2 separate regions of the Homo sapiens genome follow, and region 2 is linked to region 1. Evidence: read pairs that join two places in POLR2A ChIA-PET (ENCODE). Cell type or tissue: Panc1. All regions are shown on one strand. Each heading gives the region's core, and the rest is flanking DNA. Links, peaks and the distances in the headings are about the cores only. Region 1 holds the start of ALPP (alkaline phosphatase, placental). Region 2 overlaps GIGYF2 (GRB10 interacting GYF protein 2).

What was found. Peaks named below come from ENCODE experiments on the same cell type or tissue, not always from the same donor. Only the 100,000 strongest peaks of a DNase experiment are listed, where the experiment ranks them.
Region 2: POLR2A ChIA-PET joins it to region 1 with 12 read pairs; 1 of 35 experiments calls an interaction of 5 or more read pairs at or near these places.

Annotation. Positions count from the first base shown.
Region 1 is chr2:232,374,610-232,379,955 of GRCh38, reverse strand. ALPP (alkaline phosphatase, placental) reads right to left here and starts at 1,205. Exons shown (of 11, transcript NM_001632.5): 1 at 1,078-1,205; 2 at 869-985; 3 at 641-756; 4 at 269-443; 5 at 20-192. The coding sequence starts at 1,153. It overlaps LOC124906123 (a long non-coding RNA gene), which reads left to right and starts at 924. Exons shown (of 4, transcript XR_007088121.1): 1 at 924-1,011; 2 at 3,363-5,346. RefSeq lists enhancers at 439-1,406, 4,287-4,854. In Panc1, for the core only: no CTCF peak of the experiment used is centred there; no DNase peak of the experiment used is centred there; H3K27ac peaks cover 624 bases.
Region 2 is chr2:232,784,277-232,789,651 of GRCh38, reverse strand. It overlaps GIGYF2 (GRB10 interacting GYF protein 2), which reads right to left. Exons shown (of 29, transcript NM_001103146.3): 9 at 2,323-2,502. Among named protein-coding and RNA genes, the nearest start is that of KCNJ13, 10 kb to the right of the region's middle. In Panc1, for the core only: no CTCF peak of the experiment used is centred there; no DNase peak of the experiment used is centred there; H3K27ac peaks cover 352 bases.

The DNA.
Region 1 (5,346 bases), core at 1-5,000:
CTTGGCCTGGGGGTCGCACGTCAATGTCCATGTTGGAGATGAGCTGCGTAGCGATGTCCTGGCACCCCTCCTGGCGGGCGGAGGCAGGCACGTCGGCGTCCGAGTACCAGTTGCGGTTCACCGTGTGGGCGTAGGTGCCGGCTGGCGAGGCGTGCTGCACTCGTGTGGTGGTTACCACTCCCACTGACTTCCCTAAGGGTGTCAGAGGTCAGTATATGTGACCAACGTCTGTGACCTGGCCGTGACCCAGCAGCGGGCCCCAGCTCACCTGCTTTCTTGGCCCGATTCATCACGGAGATGACCTCGTTGCCGCGTGTCGTGTTGCACTGGTTAAAGCGGGCGGCTGCACTCAAGCCAATGGTCTGGAAGTTGCCCTTGACCCCGCACAGGTAGGCCGTGGCTGTGGCTCCACTGTCTGGCACATGTTTGTCTACATTGTATGTCTGGGGACAGAGACACTCTGAGCTCTTCTCTGGGGCAGACACGGAGACCCAGACCCTGATCTCTGTCCTCTGGGATTCCAACTGCCTCTAACTCCTTACTGGAGCCCCAGCTGTTTAGGGTCCCTCCCTCCTACCACACTCCATAGCCAGGATTCCCCTTCTGTGCTTGGAGGACTCTAAGGTAGCCCAGCACTTACCTTGGACAGAGCCACATATGGGAAGCGGTCCATGGCCAGGGGTATCTCAGGCCCCAGTTTGTCCTTCTTCTGCCCTTTTAGGATCCTGGCAGCTGTCACCGTAGACACCCCCATCCCTGAAGGAACAGAAATGTGTGAGGCTTGGGCCCCAGGGCTCTCCTGGAACCACTGAGGGTCCGGGCGCCGGGGCTGTGAGGGCTGCAGGGCTGGAAGGCCTGGCTCACTCACCATCGCCCAGGAAGATGATGAGGTTCTTGGCGGCTGTCTGTGCAGGCTGCAGCTTCTTGGCGGCACCCAGGGCCTCGGCTGCCTCGCGGTTCCAGAAGTCCGGGTTCTCCTCCTCAACTGGCCAGGGGGAGAGCAAAAATCAGGTCAGCCTGGGCTGGGGGGTGCCCTGTGTGTGTGTTGTGTAGGGGCAGCTCGGGGAGCCTCATTACCTGGGATGATGCCCAGGGAGAGCTGTAGCCTCAGGCCCAGCAGCAGCAGCAGCAGCAGCATGCAGGGCCCCAGCATGTCTGGAGGGCAGCAGGACAGTGGCGAGGCAGGAATTCTGGGCATGGAGTATGAGCTGCACTCCAGGCTGCCCGGGTTTAAATCAGGGAGAACTGTGTCCCGGCTTCTCCCCTCGTTGCCACCTTGACCCTGCCCAGCCTCTTGACCTGAAGCCACACTGGCTGAAGGGAGTGGCAGGGTGTGGCTGGGCTGGGCCGGGCTGGGGCTGGGGTCCTGAGAAAGGCAGCTCAGGTTGGGACCAGGTGTCCCCCAGGGAAGGGTGCGGTATTGAGTACAGATGCCATTTGGGTGAGTGTGGTGTGCCTCCCGCAGCCAGGAGCCCCTCCCCCAACCCCTGCTCACTGTGTCTTGTGTGGAACAAGACACCCTGTCACTGGATCATTCACCCATTTTTTTCTATATTTCCCAGAAGCTGGGGCCAGGCTGTGTTCTGGTGTCGAGAGGAGGGGAGGCTGGAAGCACACAGTCTGGGCCAGGGCCTGGGTTCAGCCTCCTGATGCCAGGAGCCTGGGCCCTGTGGGAAAGGGGCACGTGGGGGGCTTTGCTGCCCTGGCACCCCCTTGCTCCATCATCTTACCTTGGCCTGGACAGGTGGGGCTGGCAGGAATCTGGGCCCAGAGCTCTAGGGCTGTGGGCAGCTGTGGGGCCAATGGTGACAGCACTGAGTGGGGCCGGACCAGTCCTGCCCATTGCTCACATGTTGTGTGTGATTGTGTATGTGTTTGTGTGGGTGCACTCACACTAATGTTTGGACGACGCAGGTGGGGAGTCCACCCCAGCCCAACCACAGCAGCCCCTTCTCCACTCATGCTTGCTCGCCCCGAGCCCCAGGCTTGGCCCCCAAAACCCAGGGGACCTCACCTGCTGCTCAGCCTCTGCCTTCCCCGCACCACTCCCCACCACCCCCACGGGCCTCCCCTCAGGCCGAGCTTTCTGGAGTCCTCCTGCCTGCCCCCCGCCTGGCTTCCTGCTGGTCGTCCTGGGGCTCTCAGGGAAGATGTCACCCTCATGGGGACATTCCTTCCTCCTGCTTATTGCCCCCTTAGTTCCTTCTACCTCCTGCTTCATCTTGCTGAGTTAGGAAATTTCTGGGCTAAATTTCAGAGGAGACTCACTAACAGGCAGGCCCTTAATTAATTCATTGATTCACTCTAAAGTCAAGGCCAGTCAGGAGCTTTTGCCGCCACCCCACAATTATTTTTCGAGCTGGAATCTTTTGGTTTTGGAGACAGGGTCCCATTCTGTCAGCCAGGTTGGAGTGTGATGCCTGAGTTACGGCTCCCTGCAGCTTCGGACCTCCCAGGCTCAAGCAATCTTCCCACCTCAGCCTCTCACGTAGCTGGCACCAATGGCATGTGCCACCACACCTGACTCATTTTTTATTTTGTGTAAAGACATGGTTTTGCTATGTTGCCCAGGCTGGTCTCGAACCTCCACCTCAGCCTCCCAAAGTGTCTGGATTTACAGACATGAGCCACTGCGCTCACCTTCCTCTTTTTTTTTTTTTTTTTTTTTTGAGGCAGGGTCTCATTTGTCACCAGGCTGGACTGCGGTGGCATGATCATGGCTCACTGCCTCAGCCTTAGCCTCAGCCTCCCCAGTAGCTGGGCTTATTGGCACCAGCCACCATGCCTGGCTAATTTTTTTTGTTTTGTTTTGTAGAGTCTCACTGTGTTGCCCAGGCTGCTCTCAAACTCCTGGCTTCAAGTGATCCTCCTGCCTCAGCCTCTCAGACCACTGGGATCACAAGTGTGAGCCACTGGGCCCAGCTGGGTCTTGTCGTTTGGCAACAACATTCGTTCCCAGCCCCTGCCATGCTGTCCCCTGAGTGGCAAGGGCTGTTGCCATATTTCCCAGTGAAATGCCCTGGTAAGATCTGGAGGGCAGGAGGCAGGCAGAAGCCATTCATCCGTGGTTGGCAGTAGCTGGTGAGGGGGCGAATTCAGCCCTGCCCGGCCACTTTGGGAGGCCAAGACAGGTGGATCACCTGAGGTCGGGAGTTCAAGACCAGCCTTACCAACATGGATAATCCCCATCTCTACTAAAAAATACAAAATTAGCCAGGCATGGTGGCGCATGCCTGTAAGGTGGGCACTGAGCTGGAACATGGTCTGGACTGCACAGAGCTTGGTATCCCCAAGGGCATCAGGTGGTAGAGGGTGCTAAGGGATCTAGATGGGGCCCTACAGGACCAGCCCTTCCTTCCCAGGAAACAGAAGGACCAAGACGACCAATCCTCTGAGAATACACGCCACAGCCTGGGCCTCCCCTTGCCCCAGGTAACAGCAACCAAGAATCCCAGGAATGGAGGCTTTGGCTCTTCCTCCAGCCGGGGAAGACCTGCTGCTTCTGCTTTGAAATCCCTGGACCTCAGAGGAAGGGCTGTAACCAGACATTATGACAGGCGACTCTGGCATGAAGGTAGGAGGCAGGGTGGCCAAGCATCCCCATGTGGCCAGGGTGTCACCATAGACTTTGAATGTGGACAAATATCCTTTGTTTACTGCAAGTGACATTGGTGTGTGTCTGGTCTCCAGTCTTGCTCAGCACCTGAAAAAATTCACCACATAGTGAGCAACATAGCAAGACCCTGTTTCTATTTTATTTTATTAATTAATTAATTAATTTATTTATTTATTTTTATTTTTTTGAGATGGAGTCCCACTCTGTCCCCCAGGCTGGAGTGCAGTGGCGCAATCTCAGCTCACTGCAACCTCCACCTCCCAGGTTCAAGCGATTCTCCTGCCTCAGCCTCTTGAGTAGCTGGGATTACAGGCGCCCGCCAGCACGCCCAGCTAGTTTTTGTATTTTTATTTTTTTATTTTTGTTTATTTACTTGTTTTAGAGACGGAATCTCGCTCTGTCGCCCAGGTTGGAGTGCACTGGTGAGATCTCTGCTCACTGCTCCGCCTCCCAGGTTCAAGGGATTCTCCCACCTCAGCCTCCCGAGTAGCTGGGATTACAGGCACCTGCTACCACACCTGACTCATTTTGTATTTTTAGCGGAGATGGGGTTTCACCATGTTGGCCAAGCTGGTCTCGAACTCCTGACCTCAGGCTATCCACCTGCCTTGGCCTTCCACAGTGTTGGGATTACAGGCGTAAGCCACTGCGCCTGGCTGATTTTTGTAGTTTTAGCGGAGATGGGTTTTCACAATGTCGGCCAGGCTGGTCTCGAACTCCTGACCTCAAGTGATCTGCCCACCTCGGCCTCCCAAAGCGCTGGGATTACAGGCGTGAGTAGCTGTACATGCTGGCTCGTATGTCGCAGGTCTCATTAGCTTCTTAAATCTCCACCCGGGGTGCGCTTTTTACTATTATAATGAGCAAAGGGTCAGTTTGAGGATAGGTAAAATCAAAATGCGCATGCTCTCTAGAAAGAAAAGTCCCCACTGAAGATAGCTTTGCTTGAATGAGCTCAATTACAATTCGAATGCTGAGGCTTATTGTGTTGACTGTGCGGTCACCACGCTTGCTGCATCCCAAGAACACGGTCACTTCCTTGATTACCTATCCTGTTTCAGTACCGCCCTTTGGAAATACGTGCATGTCACATTTTGAAAAATACTGGCTGAGATGAAAATGGAAAACGCAGCTGGAACAGTTGCATCTAATCTGGATCAAATGGCAAGCTTGTTCCTTCCTTTTCTTTCTTTCCTTTTGAGATATGTCAAACATTAAAACTGCAGAAAACAGAAAGATATGGCCTAAAGAAGAGTTACAGAATTGAACGCCAAAGTAATACCACTCAGATCAAGAAATTGACTACAGCCAGGATCTCCCCATATGTACCCTGCCCCCCATTCAAACCCCACTTCTTCCTTCCCCACCAAAGGGAACCATTGACTTTGTTTTTTGAGACAGAGTCTTGCTCCGTAGCCCAGGATGGAGTGCAGTGGGGCAATCACGGCTCACTGCAGCCTTAACCTCCTGGGCCCAAGAGATTCTTCCACCTCAGCCTCCCGAGTAGTGGGGACTACAGGTGTGTGCCACCTTGCCCATTTAATTTTTGCATTTTTGGTAGAGATGGGGTTTCACCATGTTGCCCAGGCTGGTCTGGAAGTCCTGGGCTTAAGCCTCTCCTCCCAAAGTGCTGTGATTACAGGTGTGAGCCTCCACCCCCAGCACGGCCTAAATTTTTTGACACTCCTTTTCTTTTAATAGCTTTTGGCCAGAACATGCTTACTAGCAAC
Region 2 (5,375 bases), core at 117-5,116, 410 kb before region 1:
TAAAAATCAAATTGGAAAACAAAGGGCAAAACGTTAAAATGCCAAATACAGGTAGCATCTGATAAGCCACTCACAAAAAAGAAATCTTAGTCCCACACTCCCATCCCTTCATATAAAAACAACAAAACACTATTTACTACTTCCTATGAGAACTAAGGAATTTTATACTCAGACTGCTTACGTGGAAACCTAGAGCCATTATGTGAAAAGAGTCTTCATGATCAAATGAATTCCAGAGCCCTCTGTACTGCTTTCATTTCTAACAGTCTAAATGTACATCATGACAGGAATCTATCCTTCTAGGTACCTGGCTCATGTTTCTCCTCTTACTGACTTTCCTAGGTTCAGCTCCCAGACTGGATGCCTCCCTGTCCTTAATGTTCCCACCCCCACGCACATCCAGCCGGAAGCCCTATTTTATATCCCATAATGTTATCTTATCAGTAGTTCATAAAATTTTACTCACGAAACTAAACATAGCAAGTAAGACATGCAAGGTACTTATTAAGGCTGACTGCTGATTTACAGACCCTACATCTAAACTAAAGTTGGATACTATTTTCATAAAATCAGTTAAAATAATTTAAAGTTTTACTCAAATCTTAATAAAAGATTAACCATAAACTAACAAACGTTAAGAGTTAACATATGAAAACTGCTATAATCAGGCTATACTTTGAATATACTGGGTTTAAAAAGTGAATCGTATTCTTTTTTAAAATGCATTTACACTGTTTTTTCAGACCCAAACTTTATATTTGGGGGATCTTTATATCCCCCAAACTGTCTTTTAAAAATATATGGATTTCAGCCACAGGTGTGACTGAAAAAATATATATGTATATGGATTAAAAGTTCTGGAAGATACACAAGTTGATGACAAAAATGATATGAAAGTCAAATATTAGGGGGAAAGAAAGATTCAGAAAAGATGAGAAGAAGATAATATATAACCAAATTCTAAGTTGTTGGGTGGGAGGTACTTTGTTAAACTCCCTTTAATAGAATCAACATCAGACATTTGGGCTCAAAAAACACAGTTCATCTTCCAAAACATTCACCTTGTTTGTTTTTGACCAGCTGGAATTTCTTTTCTCTCTCAGCCCAGATCCTATCCATTCTTCACTGAATGCTTGTTGGGAACATAGTCTACAAACCCTCTGCCTACGGACAAGCTCAGCATAAAATGCAGTGATGCCTTTTAGAGAACTATAACATCTGGCCCAGGTCACAGACTAATGAAAATTGTCTAGACCTTGTGATGTAAACAATGCCCACTAATGACAGAAAACCCACCCAAGAGGCAGCCATGAAGAGTTGGTATAAAACCATCCTAACTCTACCCAAACATTAACTTCAGTATGTTTCTATCTACCTACCACTTCCTTAAAATACTCTGAATGCCTGTTATAATGTCTACCCAGATCTAAGCTAGTGGTTTTGCTAATAACTTGATTTTTAAAAGTGAAAACAGTTTACTTATCATAATTTCCTGTATTAAAGGTAAGCCCCTCTGGCACATGGTTGATAAAATACTGTCATACACATGAAATTCATAGGGCATTCCACATATACTCTGTGTGCTTCAGTTTTGCATGACCCCACAATTGGAACTACAGTTGCATCTGATTATCATGAGGCATGGAATCAGCACTGTGGTACAGGATGAACTTTAACACAAAGCACTAGTGTCTTCAATTACTAGCATATCTAATGTCCAAGAAGAACAGTTTGAGCATTTTTAAGAGACAAACAGAAGAACTTTAAAAGCCACTAATCACTACTATTGTCTCTCCTTCTTCTAAAGTTAGAAGGACATAAGAATGAACTTGTGATTATGTTTCTGACCTAGGTTTAAAGCTTATTCTTCAAATAAGGTTAAATCACATTTTCAAAAGGGAAAAAATGAAAGAATAAACCCTTTCTTGTTAGGAAAAACACTCATTGTTGGGGAGGGAAGCACATATTTCAAGTGTGTAATTTTTACACATTTATAAATCTTAAAGAATGCTAAAAAAGATTCAGAGATTTAGAGGTAGACAAAACTGAATGAAACCCTCATTTCTGCAGTTGAGCGCAGGTGCTTCCCATTAAACTACACTATTTGCCCCAGAAAAATAGAAAAGTGATTTCAATCAACTGAATAGATGTAGGAAATTTTTATGTTGCAATTTTTTCTAGTAATAAAACTGTGACAGCATAAATAATATGAATCCACCCCCACATTTTTTAAGCCAGTTTATCTTTTTCATTTAATCCCTATTTCCATCAAACTTTCCCTTATTTCAGTCCCTGTGTGCCTTTACTCAACAGAATTCTTACCAGGACTGTGAGGTCGCCACCTCTCTCCATCCCTCCTTGATCCAGCTAGTCGCCAACCTCCATCTTCATCTTCTCCATTTTGTTCCTCTCTAAAGATGCGCCAATTTTCACTTTCTGAGCGTATAAATTCATGCTTTCTCCCTACTGATGTTGGTCCACCTTCCTCAAAATTTGGTCTCCCTATAAAGAAAATAATATGGTAAGTAAACATGAGCCTCTGCCAGTATAGGCTTTGAAAACAAACTTCACAGCTCAAATCAAGCTTTCCTGCAAATGGGTCCATTTCAATATTCAGAAAAAAATCACTAAAATAACAGTGGGTATATGTATATATTATTAGACACATTTCTTAAAGCCATGTTCAGAGACTGGGCAATTTTTTTAAACAAAAATATTATGTAAAATTTTTTTTGAAAAAGCGTACAATGAAAAGTCCATCTTCCTACACAAGACCCTCAGAGTCGTACTCCCCAGAAGGAACCATCACCAAGTTTCTTATAAAGTCTTTCCAAACACTGTCCATGGGTACACTTACACATGTATACATAGCTCCCTCATCCACACACACAAACGCCACCCTCAGGATGTTATAAATGTTGTTTTGTTTGCTGTTTTCACTAACAGTGTATCTTGCCAATCCTTCCTTACTAGCACATACTTTTTAAAGTTATAAGATATTTTTCATCATACAACATACTTTATATAACCAACACCTACTGGTGATTCTGCCTAAACATGATATCTGTACATTTCAGGCCGTCTTTCATTCCAAAACAGATTATAAACTGAAAAGCAGGCCGCGTGGTGGCTCACGCCTATAATCCCAGCACTTTGGGAGGCCGAGACAGGTGGATCACGAGGTCAGGAGTTGGGAGACCAGCCTGGCCAATGTGGTGAAACCTCATGTCTACTCAAAATACAAAAATTAGCTGGGTGTGGTGACAAGTGCCTGTAATCCCAGCTACTCAGGAGGCTGAGGCAGGAGAATGGCTTGAACCCAGGAGGCGGAGGTCGCGGTAAGCAGAGATCGCGACACTGTACTCCAGCCTGGGTGACAGAGCAAGACTCCGTCTCAAAAAAAAAAATTGAAAAGTAGTATAACCTCATTTACTCTAGCACCTAATACAATACAGGCATACCATAAATTGCTTTTGGACAGAATTTAAAGCTAAGCTATGTCTAACCTAATGTCTCAAAAGTTACATTAATGTCAAAAGAGAGCCTGGTATACCAAGTAAACTAAACTGGTATTTTAAAAGGACAAGATCATTCTAAATTGTGCAAACAAATTCTTCAGTCACCATTCCACATGTGCTAACATATATAACTCATAACATTTATAAAATCTCACATCAAAATAGTTGAAAATCCAGAATAACATACATTGATGTCCTCAGTTTATAACAATAAAAGTTCAAGTTCTCATAATGACAAACTCAATCCTTTTAATTAATCCATACTAAAAGTGAAAAAATAATTGAACAACAGCATATGAAAATGAAATTCTAATTTCTGGTCATTCTGTTATATTCCATCTTACATATATTGAGATTCAGCATCCTGCTTGTCCATATGGTTGTTAGTCTGCTACTAGGTATCATTCTACTGAAAGATAAAATATCTTGGGAGAATGGAAGACATGATCTGCTGCTTTCTTATTGTGGTGGACAGCCTCTAAGAGCTCACCAACAATCCCTGACTGCTGATCTCTGTGGAATCCTCTACCCCCAATTATAAGCTGGACTAACAGAATGCAGCTGAAGTGATGAGATGCCACTTAAAATATTAAAGAAGACTGTAGTTTCCATCTTGGACACTTTCTCTGAAGGACACTAGTTGCCATGTAGTGACACAGACCTCGTGGAGAAGCTTGCATGGCAAAGAACTGAGACTTACCACCAGAAACATGAGTGAGTCTGGAAGTGGATCAAACCCCAGTTGAGCTTTGAGAGACTGCAGCATGGGCTGACACCTTGAGTGCAGCCTTACAAGAACCCTGGGCCAGAACCACCCAGCTAGGCTAAGCTGCTTCTAGATTCCCAACCCACAGAAACTGAGATAATAAATGTTTGCTGTTTTGAACCACCAAGCAAGGGTTTTATTATCTATGACCTTGCTCTTACCTGCAGGACGTGTCTGGAATGTCAGAACTATATTCTGGCTTTCCTTGGTTTATTAGTCCATTTTGCATGGCTATAAAGGAATACCTGAGGCTGGGTAATTTATTAAAAAAAAAAAAAGAAGAAGAAGTTGTTTATTTGGCTCGTGGTTCTGCAGACTATACAAGCATGGCACCAGCATCTGTCTGGCTTCCAGTGAGACCTCAGGAAGCTGTTACTCATTGTGGAAGGTGAAGTGAGAGCAAGTATGTCACATGGTGAGAGAGGGAGCAAGAAAGATGACAGAGATCCCAGACTCTTGAACTCATTACAGTGGGGAGGGGATGAGGGATCCACCCTCATGACCCAAACACCTCCCACCAGGCCCCACCTCCAACACTGGCGATCACATTTCAACATGTGATCTGGAGGGGACAAACATCCAAACTATATCACTTGGTTTACCAGAGAAGTCATAATCTAAATCTATTGTAGTTATTATGTAATATCTGATATATCAAAAACCATATTGCAGCTTTTATAAATTATTTTGTGGCCAGGCGCGGTGGCTCACACCTGTAATCCCAGCACTTTGGGAGGCTAAGGCGGGCAGATCACGAGGTCAGATCAAGCTAACACGATGAAACCCCATCTCTACTAAAAATAGAAAAAATTAGCCGGGCGCGGTGGCGGGCGCCTGTAGTCCCAAGCTACTCAGGAGGCTGAGGCAGGAGAATGGCATGAACCTGGGAGGTGGAGCTTGCAGTGAGCCCAGATCACGCCACTGCTCTCCAGCCTGGGTGACAGAGCAAGACTCCGTCTCAAAAAAAAAAAAAAAAAAAAAGAAATTATTTCGTGTAAGTAGCTAGAACCTCAGGCACATGCCACCACACTCAGCTAAATTTAAAATTTCATTTTATTTAATTTTTGCAGAGATGGGGGTCTTGCTATGTT